Linked DNA regions of Homo sapiens: all the other regions are linked to region 2. The links are chromatin contacts, found by Hi-C or POLR2A ChIA-PET in ENCODE. All regions are on one chromosome and are shown on one strand. The core of a region is the stretch at or near the end of the contact, and the rest is flanking DNA. Distances in the headings are between cores, read along the strand shown.

Region 1 (2,700 bases), core at 8-2,507, 1.1 Mb after region 2:
CTTCCGCTATCCCATCTTCTCACACTCCCCTTTGTGCTAGTTCTTCTCATCTGCATGCAGCTTCTTTCCTGTCATTTGACCATCATGGAGAAGCTCTTTTTTCATGAACATTTTCCTTCTGAAAACCACATATGTCCCACTGTCAGTTTTGCACATCTATTTCATTATCAGACTTGAAAATGTATCCCTCTTATCCATTTCCTTACTTTATCAAAAATGTTGGAAATGAATAACATATGGAATGTACATTAACTTAGTTACCATCATTTTAGTTGTCCATCACCAGTACCTAATCATGATGGTTAGTTCATGGATGAATTTTCAACGAATATGCATGCAACAATGCTAGGTGTGTCAATGATGGTTCCTTGACTTAAATGAAGTATATGGTCTGCTTAAATCACCTGCCTTTTTCTGTGATCAACTAATTTAAATTAAGAAATGAAATAAAAAATTATAGCAGGGAGCCTTGAAGGTAGGTTGAAAACTGTCTGCTGAGTCAGTAGCTCTATTTTTATCCAAACAGACAAGAAGACAGCAAGCCCCTTGACTTGTGGTTTCCGTTCTCTCATTTCCTGTGTGCACCCACATGAACCATGTGCCCTCCCTGACTCCCTGCCTCCACGTCTAGAGAAGGAGGCGTGGGTCTTCTCTAATTCCCCTTGTGTGCTTGACTTGTTCCCCACCACCCAAGGGCTAAGGCTTAGGCACTGCGTTGAAAACTTCAGCACAGCAGGGAACCTCAGCCACTCTGTCTTCTATCCATCCTCCCTCATGTCTTCTCTGTACTCCTGTCTCTATCAGTTGGCACCTGGGCCTCCGCCTGCCTTCACCTCCTTGTCTCCATCCTTGCAATGAATGCCGTAGTATGACCACCTCTTCTTCTCCAGTGTAACTTCACTCTGGCACTATTTTCTGAAACTTGTGGACCCTCCATGCCACAGCTACCCTAAACCCACTCTCCTGAGAAGCCCCAGTTCCCAGAACGGAAGTCCAGGTCGGCCCTCGGCCGCCACACTTCCCTAAACAGCAGCTGCCTAAGAGTCTGTGAACCTGCACAATTTTCACTAGCAGTGTCTCAACAATTAGCCGGTGCCTCACAAGTGGGGCAGATGGTATAGCCAGGAATGAGAGTTTCATGTTTCTTCTGATTCACATGCATTCCTATCTAAAGGCTGTTTCCTTTTAGAGACAAACTAATTTTTTCTCTTTCGTCCTTTGCCTGGGCTTTATGTTTACTTCTACAAGCTGGCACTTCCGATGGTTTCTAGAGAGCTCATTGGTGCTCTCTCTCTCTCTAACACACACACACACACACACACACACACACACACACACACTATGTACACACCTCACAGGAAATGGAAACTTGTTCCCATTATGGGTCCTGAAACAAAGCTCTGTGGATATGCATGTGCTACTTAGATTTTCTATCCCAGGAAATGAGTTTAAATACCTACCTCCCCAACAAATTTTTTTTTCAGAGACAACAGACCTCGGAAGACAAGTGGAAGTTGAAACTCTCCTTGAATGCGGTTCTTGGGAGTTGGAAATCTCCATTGCCGTTGCTTCCCCATGGAAGGCTTTGCAGTGCTAAATGGCTTATCTCCATGACAACCAGAAGAGCTGGTTGTTGTTTTTTTTTTTTTTTTTTTCTGCTGGACATTTTTTTCTAGATTTTACTTCATATTTAAAATAATTAAAAGTGTTTATCTCAGTACACCACAACCAGTCATTTACTGGGCCAGTGTCAGGAGGCAGTTCACATCCGTTTGGGGTCCACTCAAACCACCTCCATGCTGTCGGCCTTCAAAGTTTCCAAGAGGTTTGGTTTCTCTTTGAAATCTGGCTTCTCACTTGCGCACTGTATAACTTTTAAACAGATTAATTTTTTTAGTTCCTTATATATAAGTTTTCTGCATGTAAAAATTTAAGATAATTTTATGTCAAGAAGAGCAGAGAAGATGTATTAGATAAAGTGTGAGAGACTGCCTGATAGAGCTGAACACATGGGAAGCATACAAAATATTCATCTCTCTGCTTATTCGTTTCCTTAGCAGAATATCTGGCTGCAGCTTACTGTAGCCATCCTGTCATCAGTTCCCAAACGGGAGGAATGCCATGGTCTCTTGACAGAGGCTCTCTTGCACTGTTGGAGGCAAGGGCCTGCTGTCCTGTCAGGTTGGCCCATTTATCCAGTTACTCGTGAAATATCTTGTTCTCTCAGAGAATCAACCGGCGGCTGTGTGCTGACTTCACAAAGAAAAATCCATTCTCTCACCAAGTAGTTGTCAAGCATAATAAAGAAAAACTGGCAGAATAATTGGGGTGGTTGCTGAGTCTAACTCAATATCGTATGAAAGAAAATATATGGAACAGTGGTGTTTAAAGAGAACTGCACACCTCTGTTTGTATGGCAGGCTCAAACACAGCCAGTCAGACGTATGTAGAGTCAAAGTGAGGAAGTGGAGGTCATTTAGACTACTGGTAGACCCAGAATTCGAGCCAAAACAGAAGCAGAAAACAGAAATAGATGCTTCAGGATCTGTCTCTCTGCCAAGCCAACCCAGCGATTCTCATCAGAAACCTCAACAAACAATTGGAAGAGAAACAGGTAGAAATTGTGGTTCAATTTTAAGGTATCATTGTGTTTATTTTGAAGCACTTTTTTCTTCAAGATGGAAATCATTTTAGTGTCTT
Region 2 (2,700 bases), core at 169-2,668:
ATTTGAAGTGGAAGTCTACATTAAATGACTCAGGAATTTGAAGTCAGAGTACATAGGATACACAAGATTTACATCAGTATTCATCTTAATTATGATCAAGCAGCCCAAAGTTAGAATTTCAAATTTCCCCAAAAATTGATAGTTAAAATGGTTTTCTCCAAAGTGAATTCTTTTGCAAGATGAACATTTAAAAAAAAAAAAAAAAGAACAGAAAAAGTACAAACTACAGAACCTGCCTGCGTTATCTACAGATTACCTAAAGTTCCCTTAGAAACAGATAACCAGGAAAATCAATATACCATGATATTAGGTACACCTTGCATTCATATATTACAATGCATTCTTCATGTTATTATCTTCCAACTCCCTGAAGAAAGCTTCGGAGTACAGAGAACTTGGCTTTTAGCAATCCATCACCAACCCAATTCTTAGGGGAAAACAGTCCAGAAGAGACAAAGGAGGCAGAGAACCCACCAAACAAAAGGAAAAGGCGGCGAAGGTCAGGTGCGAAAGCATTTGACGGACAAGTTTTGAAAAAACTCAATTCCAATTCTACAGATGCTCAGTAAGTGAGAAGGGAGGGTGGCTAAAAGGATTCAATAATACTTCTCATTAGCAGGGGGGAGAAAGGATTAAAAGACTAATTTCCACGTTTTCGCCAAAAATATAAGTTAATCAAGCCCTAGCAGTTCCGAAGCAGTGATTATCCAAGACTTGTCAGGAAACCCCGTACTCGGCTTTGGCAGCCAGACTGACCCGGGGCAGCGGCCGAGGCGGAATAGGAAATGCAACCGCGAGGCCTGCACCGTCCCCTCCGCCTCGGGTGCTGGTTTCCAACCGGGCGAGGTCACCGGCCCAAACCGGGGAGCGGGACCCTTGGCCCGGGCGGCCTTCTCCCCTCCCCTCCGCTTCCGCTGGGGGCAAGCGCAGAGGCCGGGCTCGGCCGTCACCCCGCCCCGAGCCTCACGGCCCGCATCTCCATTTCCCCGCCTGCCCCTCACACTGGGAGCCGCCCGCTCGCCCCGGGACGCGGGGCGCCCCTGAACCCGCCCGCGCCCCTAGCCACGACTCCCGTCCCGAAAACTACGGCTGACGGCAGAACGAGACCCCCGAGGAGCTGCGACCCGCGGGCCGTGCAGGAGCCGGGGGTGCGCCCGCCCCGGCTGCTCAGCCCCGGCCCCTCAGCCCTGGCGCCCACCGTCAGGCCGGTGCCCAGCACGATCACGTCGTACTCCTCATTCATGGCGGGGCAGGCGCGGACGCAGGACCCGAGCAAGGAAAAGGCGCAGGGGCTCCGTGACCACCCTACGAGGCTGGGAGGCGCTCTTGGGCGCGAAGGAAAGGGGAAGAGAAAGAGAGGAAAATGGAGCTGGCGACAAGGCGAGACCGACCGCCACCTCAGACGGGAAGAGAAGAACTGGGCGGGGAGAGGAGGGGAGGGAGCGAGGAGGGGAGGGCTGTGACTGAGCCTCCGCAGCCGGGGCGGGGCCTGCAGGCGCCGGGAGGGCCGCCAATCAGGCGCTCCCGGCACTCTAATTGGTTACGTCCCCGTCGCTCGCACAACTTTTTTTCCTTCCCCGCCTCTCGCGAGAGGAAAAGGGCGGGGCGTCGCCATTTTGGCTTCCGGTTCCCCTTGCGGCCTCTGCCACGGTGGTTCGGGAGGCGGCGCGCGGGCCGGGGTGGAGGTGCACGGAGCCGCGGGCGGGGACTGCTGGCCACCACCGTTCTGACTCCCGCCGTCGGGGCGGGAGCTCGCTCGGTCCAAGGTCCCAGAGCCGGATCGCCGCCCTTGGACTTTGAGCGGGCGCGTGCGGCGGCCACGTGGGCGAGGAGCGCGGGCCGGGCTGCCTCTCGGGGGTGGCGGCCTTGGTTCCTCCCGCGGGGCTGGGCTTGCCGGGGCCCGGAGCCCGCCGGGAAGAGTTCGGAAATCACACGTGTCCTTTTTCCCGCTCTGTGCCCTCCTTGTTTAGTGCGTTGCCGGTGGGCGCTTTAGGAAATTGGTAGGAGGAAAAGCGGCTTCTTTTGAAAAGGTAACCCTTAACAGAGATGAAAGTGAAAGCCAGGTTTCATTGGGAAGCCGATCTGCACCTACCGAGGGCTGTAACTTAAAGCCGCTGTAAACGTGGTAGCTGATCCTTGTATGCAAAGGTTTAGGCCCTAAGCTTAGAAACTGTTCCTTGCTTGCCTTCTACCCCGCTCCTCTTTTTCTAGAATTCTCTTAGGAATCTCTGGCTTCATTGAGGACACAGGTGTAAGCAGAAGCTGTGTTCTCAGCTCCAAGAGGCCGACCCCACGAAAGCCTAAGCAGGTGAATTTCGTAAAGACGTTGACAGTTGGAAAACCTGTGCTTTCAGCACGTGATAAATCTGCAGAGTCAGCAGACAATGAAGATTTGGCATTCAAGAACTCCTCAAATACTTCTCGATAGTAGCTATTCAGAGCCTGCCTTGATAGACCGAACTTGCTCATATTTAAATCATTAAGATAGAGGAAAGAATGTAACAACTTTTTAAAATGTTTCTTACCCCATAAATACTTGAAGAAGATATGTTATATTGGACCATGGATCTTTCTGGGGGGGAGGGGAGAAGAAAGCAAAAGTAAAGTTTAAATTTACATTCAACCTTAATTTGATTGTATATATTTGTGACCAAATGAATTAGTGCACAGTTGACCATACAACTGATTATGCAACAGTGA
Region 3 (2,700 bases), core at 46-2,545, 1.9 Mb before region 2:
ATGCTATTATGTTTCTGATTTCATCATCAAAATTATCCAGACAGCTAGGTATGACTACACTAGTCATCCAAAATCACCTGAAAATCAGAGAGCTTCAGTGACTTTGGGTGTGGTCACTTCTTAGTAAGAGGCAGAATAGACACTTCTGATTCCATCGCTCATGTTCAGGGTTTTAATTTTTTTTCTTTTTTTGCTCCTTTCACTGTATAATTGCTCATGTGAGATGTTCCAGAGTGAATAGGCTGCCCTTTGGATATTGTCACATATAAAGACAATAAGAGTAAATAGTTGCTTATTTGAAGACATCCATAGAATGGCTCATGTGTCTTGTTTTTTGCTTTTGTTTGTTTATTTGTTTGTAGACACAGAGTCTCACTGTCACCCAGGCTGGAATGCAGTGGTGCGATCATGATTCACTGCAGTCTTGAACACCTGGGCCCAAGCTATCATCTCGCCTCAGCCACTTGAGTAGCTGGGACTACAGGTGCACACACGCCACTGAGCCTAGCTAATTTTCAACTTTTTTTTTTTTTTTTTCAGACAGAGTCTAAATCTGTCGTCCAGGCTGGAGTGCAAAGGCACACTCAGCTCAGTGCAACATCCGCCTACTCGTTTCAAATGATTATCTTTCCTCAGCCTCCTGAGTAGCTGGGATTACAGGCACCCACCATCACACCTGGCTAATTTTTGTATTTTTAGTAGAGATGGGGTTTCACCGTGTTGGCCAGGCTGCTCTTGAACTCCTGACCTCAAATGATTCGGCCCACCTTGGCCTCCAAAAGTGCTGGGATTACAGGTGTGAGACACCACGCCTGGTCAATTTTAAACTTTTTTGTAGAGACAGGGTCTTGCTCTGTTGCCCAGGCTGGTCTCAAACTTCTGGCTTCAAGGGATCCCTCCACCTTAGCCTCCCATTCTGCCACATTCTATTTCTGTAGAAGCAAGTTACAAAGTCCAGCTGACACGCAGAGGAGCAGAATTGAACCTCACCTTTTCAAAGAAGGATTGTCAAAGGATTTGTAGATATATTTTCAAGACACCACACAATGCATTTGATGAGATTCTGATTATAGACCCTTTGGCATATTTTATGTGGACTGTAAGGAACTGGGAAGGATCTAATATTTTACCCTATTTGTAAGGTTTCAAGTTAGCCTGTCCTAGTTTTGTGAATGCTGACAGAAGATATGAGTACTCTGGGTCAAAGACCAAAAGGACTTTATGACTCAAGCAATAGCAGTAGGCAGAGTATCAGCAATTTTGGTTCTCCTACTCCCCACCCCCAGAGGGTGACTGAAGGAGGGTCAGGTGACATTTGCACATGCAGTGGATTGCATTTCAGGAGGTGAACCTAAACTTGGAGGATGGGAAGCTGCCTTTCACAAGAAGCAGTAGGCATACCTGCCCTTTGCTTTGAAGGACACACAGTCTCTGTCTTCCAAAGCTGTTCACTATTTAACTATCTTTCACAAGATACTCCAGGACAAAGACTCTCACGGCCTCTACTCAGAAGATGTGCAGACATGTGAGGGTCATGGAGAATTCTCTTCCGAGTTTATGATAAAGGTGGTTGCATTAGTCAGGGTTCCCAGAGAAACAAACCAATAGGAGATAGATAGGTGGATATTTTAAGGAATTTGCTCATGGGACAGTGGAGGCTTGGTGAGTCCAAAATCTGATGGGGGTGGTAAGCAGTCTGGAGACTCAGGAAAAAGCTGCAGTTTGAGTCTGAAGACAGTTTCGTGCAGAGCCAGAAAGGGCTGATGTTGCAGATGAAGTCTGAAGGCTGTTTGCTGCTGAATTCTCTCTCGCTTGCAGGGAGGTCAGCTTTTTGTGCTCTTCAGGCCTTCGGCAGATCGGATGGGGCTCACCCATATCAGGGAAATCTCACCCAAAAATATCCTCACAGAAATATCCAGAATAAAGATTGACCACATATCTGGGCACCATGGCCCAACCAAGCTGACACATAAAATTAACCGTCACACTAGTGGTATGATTGCTTTATTTAGTTGCAAGAGTTGAAAATAAAAAAAAAAATTAAAAAGGCATTTGGCTGAGGGGCACGGAAGGGCAGCCTATATTTATTGTGAAGTAATGTGTTCAACTGTGAGGGTTCATGTCTGAAGATAGTTCTAAATAAAAAAAGATGATTTTTCTTAATTCCCATTGCCCCATTTCAGATTCCCATTTGATAATTTAAACAAATGCATACTAGCAGCCAGATGCGGTGGCTCGTGCCTGTAATCCCAGCACTTTGGGAAGCTGAGGCAGGTGGATCATCTGAGATCAGGAGTTTGAAAGCAGCCTGGCCAACACGGTAAAACCCCATCTCTAGTAAAAATACAAAAATTAGCCAGGCATAATGGCAGGCACCTGTGATCCCAGCTACTTGGAAGGCTGAGACAGGAGAATCACTTGAACCTGGGAGACGGAGTTTGCGGTGAGCTGAGATTGCACCACTGCACTCCGGCCTGGGTGACAGAGTGAGACTCCATCTCAAAAAAAAAAGAAAACAAAAATGCATACTGGCATGGTCCACCCTAGTCAAACAGATTCAAAGAACTACAGACTTGGAGGAGACCCCAGAGATAATATAATTCATCAACATCATGCTACAACTTTCTGAATATCATGCAAATAGTTACCTGTAGAGCTGGGACTTAAAACCCAGGGCTCATACTCTACTCTGTCCAAGAG
Region 4 (2,700 bases), core at 24-2,523, 2.0 Mb before region 2:
ATATTTCCATGAAAGTACAACTTAGTGACAAATTACCCATTATTTGAACGCTACAACTTTCACAGAACAAGTTGGACAATGTGTATAGAAGCAAGTTTCTTAACAAACAAGCTATATTACTTAGGAGTAAGGAAGGGGAATGTGGCATCTCATTTCAGACTCTTAACTTCCTCTTTTGAGTCTGACACATCTTCTATATTTTCTTAAGGCCTCCCAGAAGCAAACAGGCAAGGCTGGAAAAAGGAAGTTAAATAGTGATTTGCTCAATTTGAAAGAAACATAACTTTTTCACATGATACCAAACGTTTCCCAAATGAAACACTCCCTACCCTGCCCCAGCATGCAACTTTCCAACTAAATCTGGCCCAAGTAAGTCGTCTCATCAGCTGGATTAAATATACTTTCTTCATCTTTGGCTGGGTCTTACCAAAATGAGTGATTCAACTTCTTAGGAGAGATTGCTGCAAGGGTTACACCAACAGATAAATATGGGAATTTCTTTCACACTTGCTCGTTTCAGACCAATAGCAGAGCTAGGTAAACAGTGATCTCATCTTCAGTCACACAGTTTTGCTGACATTACAAAGAAAGGTGTCAACACAGATTTAAGGTGGCTGTCAACTTACTGAGTCCATCATTTTGGCTTTTGAGTTTTTCACCATAGAGAGCTAACTGAGAAAAACGAAAAACTTTTTTTTCTACTTTTTTTTTAAACTAGAAAAGCAATGGCTGCTCCTTAAATATATGTAAAGAATAGAAAGAAGAGAGAAAGGTACTAATGTATCCCACCACCTATATGGAAACAGTATTCATATTTCTCCTTGATTCTGAAACATTTATGATCTTTGCAGGGAAATTTTTGGTATGTTTCAGGTAACTGTAGATGAGAGCTCTTTCTTTTCAATCAGTTCTGAGAACTTGATATCTTAAGTGGTTCTTTAAGTCCAAAATATTTCAGTTGAGTTAAACTTTAACCAACCTAGGTGATTAGTGTATATGCTCTAAAACCTTGCGGAACACTTTGTATCAACAAATAACACAAACCCTGAATTCCTGGAGCATGTATTATGTTTATATTCAAACATAACCCTGAAATGTGTTCTTACTCTAAGTATCTCAGACACATTCTTCTTATTTGAAAGCTTCGTGTATTACTCAACAACCTCTAACATATCTCAGCGATGTTAAAGACACATAGAGAAGAAATGACATCATGAAGCTGATTCTGTTCTTTCAGCTTTGTGTTTAGCTAATGCTGAACAGAGCGGTGAGTCATGCAGTCCTGTGACCAGCCAGGCGCTTTTCCAATCAGAGTCTGTTAAGATCTTTGACAACAGTACCTGTAGTTGTTTGAAGAGGAGGTTTCAGTAGTGACCTGTACCCTTGGTAATAACAGGCTTTATAGGTAACAAAATGTGTTCTCTGCCTACTGAATAACAAAACACCAATCATGAGATAACGCTTAGTAAAGCTGACTCATTTCCTCCTTTACAGATGAAAGGAGTTGTCCAAGAAATGACTATCTCAGAGGGAAATTTTCCTTCAGGTCATTACGTGAGTCTCTTTAAAGCATGGCGGACTGTAGCATTAGGTTTTCAGTTATTAGGTATATTAAAAAGTAAATTTTATTATGAAATAATATCATACATTTAAAGCCCGGTCCGGTTTTATCTTGAAATATGTGATAACTCCTGGTTTCAGATGCGATTCAGAAGAAATAGGTTGACTTGTATCATCAGGTGTCCAGAAGATTAAAATTTCTGTTTTATTAAAATGTGGAATTCACGTTTGTTTTCAGCCAAGCAAGGTTTGGTGATTCTGCAGCTGTCACCCTCAGCATCTCTGTAGGACAGCCTCTTGCCCCTCTTCACCCAGGTCTGCAGGAGGGTGGCAGCGTGGCTTGGGAAGGCTGGGTGGCGGGAGCTCAGAGGGGGTGCAGTGTTCCCACCACACAGCGGCGGCTCAACTGCCCAGGCTGTGGGGTTTCCAGCTGTGTCGTGTTGACTTGAACCGACTCAGCAGGCGGTGCCCTCCTGGAGCACCTGAAGCCTCCAGAGAAATATGATGGAAAACCAAGAGGCCTCCACCTCCCTGACTTGCTGCGACCTCCTGGGCTTTGCAGCCAGGCTGCTTTCGTGGATGCAGTCCTCGAAGCTAGTTTGGAAGACATTTATTTTTAAATATACAGGAAGCCAAATACGTTGAGAGAAAAGCCGCCTAATGCATTCCTCTGTTCATCTCCAAAGTCATAGCTGGTTTTCTAGACCCGATTTTCATCAGACTTTCCAAAGACAGAAAGAGTCTCCTCTACATAGGGCTTCCTTCTTTGCCTTCATCTGTAATGCGAGCCTTGCCCTAGGTTGCCTCTCTCTCTCCTTGCTCCGCCTGCTTCGGAATTCTCCTGTCATTTCAACAGTGGTACCAAGCTTTTTGTTGTTAGGAAATCACAAATTCTGAAACACACTCAACTGAGCAGATTTAAAAATAACCTAGGCTTCTCTACTATTTGGGTAAGGCCACTTGCTTGTTTGGGGTTGCTAATGGGAATAAGAGACTATGTGTGATTACCTCTAGAGCCTGCTTGTTTGCTCTGAGGAAAGTTTTATTGAAGAGCCACAGGCTGCGTTCCAGAACACTGGCCAAACACTTTGCACATGTGTGCTGTTGGGTCCTAGCACCGTCCACTCCACTCCTGGGAAA
Region 5 (2,700 bases), core at 10-2,509, 1.6 Mb after region 2:
CTTTATTTTCAGTTTTTAAAAGCCACCTTAGCCCGCCATATTGAAACTGGCACGGTTTCTAAAGACTCCTTCCCCGCAGTTGTGGCGCTTCCAAGAAAACACGAGTACGGATCAGGCTCTGGATGAGTGTCCGGCCACCGAGAATCAGCCACTTCCCACCCTCCAGGATCCCCCAGCTCCCTCCAGCCCCTTCCCACCGCCCCTGGTCAAAATCAATAAATACATCTCGCAGTTCCTACAGTTGCATTTTGGCGGATTTCTGCAAAACATACACACACATACACATACCCACGCACGCATATTAAAAAATAAACTCCAGAACCAGCTCAAGTCAGCAATTTTGAAAGGGGGTCGAATAAGAGGAGACAACCGGAAAGCCCCTAAGTGACAGGATATTACTTTAAAGAGAAAATAATGAACAAAAAGACCATCCTCGCTGGAGCACGCTCCAAAACTACTACTGCCAATTTTATTTCAGTTGCTCAGGCAAATGTTTCCAAGGGAGCGATTCCGAATGTCTGCACGATTTTTACCCCCATGCCGGTCTCCGATTCCCCGTCCTCACCATCTTTTTCTCCCACCCAAACCAAAAGAAAGGGGAGACCCCAGCGCGGAGGAGACGCGGGAGCGCGGGGTAGGTAGCAGCGGCGGCTGCGTCGCTAAAATGAGTGCAGAAACGAGGAAGGTGGGCGGCGGGAGGGGACAGGCTGCGCCCGGGGAAGGAGGACACTTTGCAACTCCGGACGGACTCCCGCACGGCTCGGCTTTTCCGAGCCCGGAGACGCAGGCGAAGGGGACCCGGGAAGCAAAAATGACAACCTGGAGCGCACAGAGGAGTTTGAAGCTTCGCTCAAGTGCAGTCGCTTTCTTCTCCTGCCCTTCTCTTTCGCTCCCCTGCACCCTCCCCAGCCTTCCCCCACCCGCCACCTCCAACCCCAGCTCCCTCAGGCTTCCTTCCTTTTTTTTTTTTTCCTTTTTTTTCCTAGGCTGGAAAAAGCCCCTGACCAGCGCACTCAACCTGCGGGCCGAAGGGCTGCTCTCCGGCCAGCCTGGGCGCCGGGGACAGCAGCCGGCGCGGCGTCCTACCTGGTGAAGTTCGTCCTGCCCTCGGCGTGGACCCAGGCCCCGGTCGCCGCCCGGGAGGGCACCGGCCTCGCTCGCTTGCTCGCTCGCCCGCCCTTGCCCGCTCGCTCCCCGCCCGCCGCCTCCCTCGCGCGCCCGCTCCGGTCCTCCGGCTCCCACTACAGCTCATTCCAATATGGCATCCTCTCTGTGCGCATGCTCGGCGCTCTTTTTTTTTTTTTTTTTTTTTTTTTTTTAAGATTTTGTGTGTGTGTGTATGTGTGTGCGTGCGCGTGCAGCGAACTCCTTCAACGACCTTTTCCAGCGCTTGCAAAATTTCTTAAGCCAATTAGCCTGCGGGACGTGATCGGCTCCTTCCCCAGCCAGCTCCGCGCCATTCCCTGCGCCTAAGCAGGCGGGCACCCCCAGGACCCTGGGACCTTCCACGCCCACGCGGCCTCCTCCCCACCGCGCTCCCCTTCCTCCTTTTTGTGAGCTCCCTCCATACATGATCTGCAGAAAGTTCCCATCGCGGGCGTTTCCGCACACCCCTCCGCAAGGACAACTGGGCAAACTCCCGTTTCCCTGGCTGCGGTTCGTGAGCTGGGTTTCCAATGGCTCAGTCGACCGTGTGCACAAACTTGCGCTTTATCCGCCGGGGATCGCTGGGAGCGGAGATAAATTCAATCCCCAGGGCAATCTTGGCCCCGCCCGCCCCACCCCATCCTGTGCTTAAATAGAGCCTTTCTTGAAGCTGCGAACATTTCCAGGCCCCTTGGGCAGGGCTGGAGGGGCCGAGGAGAGCTATTCGAGGGAAAGGTGCCCCGAGGGGCAGGAAATTAAGTTGGGGCTGCCCGGGCGAGCTGCCAGGTAGCCGTGCTCGCCACGGCGTCTCATGGGGCACCTAGCTAGTGGCGGGCCTCATAGGGCGGGAAAAGAATCGTCGCTCACACCCCAGCAAAACGTGGCCCTCGACGGTCCGTTGGAGAGCCCCGGCGGCCGTGAGCCCCGGGCAGGGCTGGACGTCTGCGGAGCCCTCGGGCACTTTGTCCCGGGCGCCTGGGGAGGAACGCGGAGCTCCCAGGGCCTTAGGTGCAACGGCTGCGCAGAGCCCAAACGAAATGTCCCCAGTGCGGAAAAGCCGGTGACGCCCTGGTAGCAAGACCAAGAGCTTCCGAAGAACGCTGCGCCCTTAACTAGGGGGCCTCGCAGAGATGCCTGTGTGGGCCTGCATTGTATATTTCTGCGAAATAGCGAATGGACACGTTTGCTCAGGGTTTTTATGGTTGCCAAAGGGGGTAAAATTACCCAGTCCCCCAAATCTGTGTCCCATGAATCCCTCTCATAGTACCCCTCTCCAGGGGGCCAAGAGGTCCTCCAGGTCCCCGTGGGTTCGCAGCTCCACCCGCCCTTCCTCGCCCTGCATCCCTAAGGAGAGGTGTCCGCTCTGAAGGGCTAGGGGCCAGCCATGGAGTGAGGGGACCGGGGCTGACCACGCGCGGCACAGACAGAGGTCCTCAGGCGGGCCCTCTCCTGGACGGTGGGGCCGGAGCTGATCTAGAAGAAATACGGAGGGACGTGCCGAGAAGCCGCTCTCCTTCGCCGCGACCCTGGAGAGCGCCTCTCCACCCAAAGGAT

Evidence for each region. Hi-C counts contacts between places; a loop is a spot of excess contacts on that map. ChIA-PET counts read pairs that join two places held with the same protein, here RNA polymerase II (POLR2A). Pooled maps may share reads with other maps.
Region 1: a loop to region 2 is called in a map with no recorded cell type, with 12 times the contacts of the local background. The contact joins the enhancer-like site here to the promoter of GDI2 in region 2. A Hi-C loop is called at or near these places in 4 of 37 single-sample maps with no recorded cell type and 5 of 50 pooled maps.
Region 3: a map with no recorded cell type shows a loop between it and region 2 (3-fold over the local background). The contact joins the enhancer-like site here to the promoter of GDI2 in region 2. A Hi-C loop is called at or near these places in 4 of 37 single-sample maps with no recorded cell type and 2 of 50 pooled maps.
Region 4: a loop to region 2 is called in a pooled map, with 5 times the contacts of the local background. The contact joins the enhancer-like site here to the promoter of GDI2 in region 2. A Hi-C loop is called at or near these places in 2 of 37 single-sample maps with no recorded cell type and 2 of 50 pooled maps. POLR2A ChIA-PET finds 5 or more read pairs at or near these places in 3 of 52 experiments (GM10248, GM12878 and activated CD4-positive, alpha-beta T cell).
Region 5: a pooled map shows a loop between it and region 2 (5-fold over the local background). The contact joins the promoter of SFMBT2 here to the promoter of GDI2 in region 2. A Hi-C loop is called at or near these places in 6 of 50 pooled maps. POLR2A ChIA-PET finds 5 or more read pairs at or near these places in 3 of 52 experiments (SK-N-SH, WTC11 and activated naive CD8-positive, alpha-beta T cell).

Annotation. Positions count from the first base shown.
Region 1 is chr10:6,927,139-6,929,838 of GRCh38, forward strand. All of the region lies in intron 3 of LOC105376387 (a long non-coding RNA gene), which reads right to left. Among named protein-coding and RNA genes, the nearest start is that of LINC00707, 150 kb to the left of the region's middle. RefSeq lists enhancers at 757-1,176, 908-997. Within about 2 kb of position 1,258, at least 13 of the 41 ENCODE cell types and tissues checked have a DNase peak (open chromatin) inside an H3K27ac peak, as active enhancers do.
Region 2 is chr10:5,812,016-5,814,715 of GRCh38, forward strand. GDI2 (GDP dissociation inhibitor 2) reads right to left here and starts at 1,419. Exons shown (of 11, transcript NM_001494.4): 1 at 1,199-1,419. The coding sequence starts at 1,243. LOC124902367 (a long non-coding RNA gene) reads right to left here and starts at 1,182. Exons shown (of 2, transcript XR_007062041.1): 1 at 300-1,182. RefSeq lists silencers at 700-1,239, 1,380-1,649, 1,710-1,889 and enhancers at 841-1,433, 1,434-2,026, 2,090-2,189.
Region 3 is chr10:3,867,985-3,870,684 of GRCh38, forward strand. No RefSeq gene overlaps it. Among named protein-coding and RNA genes, the nearest start is that of LINC02639, 35 kb to the left of the region's middle. RefSeq lists an enhancer at 1,719-2,218. Within about 2 kb of position 1,296, at least 4 of the 41 ENCODE cell types and tissues checked have a DNase peak (open chromatin) inside an H3K27ac peak, as active enhancers do.
Region 4 is chr10:3,851,223-3,853,922 of GRCh38, forward strand. No RefSeq gene overlaps it. Among named protein-coding and RNA genes, the nearest start is that of LINC02639, 19 kb to the left of the region's middle. RefSeq lists enhancers at 1-301, 1,010-2,209. Within about 2 kb of position 1,274, at least 37 of the 41 ENCODE cell types and tissues checked have a DNase peak (open chromatin) inside an H3K27ac peak, as active enhancers do; they include GM12878, where a contact is called at or near this core.
Region 5 is chr10:7,409,775-7,412,474 of GRCh38, forward strand. SFMBT2 (Scm like with four mbt domains 2) reads right to left here and starts at 1,260. Exons shown (of 21, transcript NM_001387889.1): 1 at 1,087-1,260. RefSeq lists a silencer at 1,134-1,273 and enhancers at 1,509-2,429, 2,430-2,700.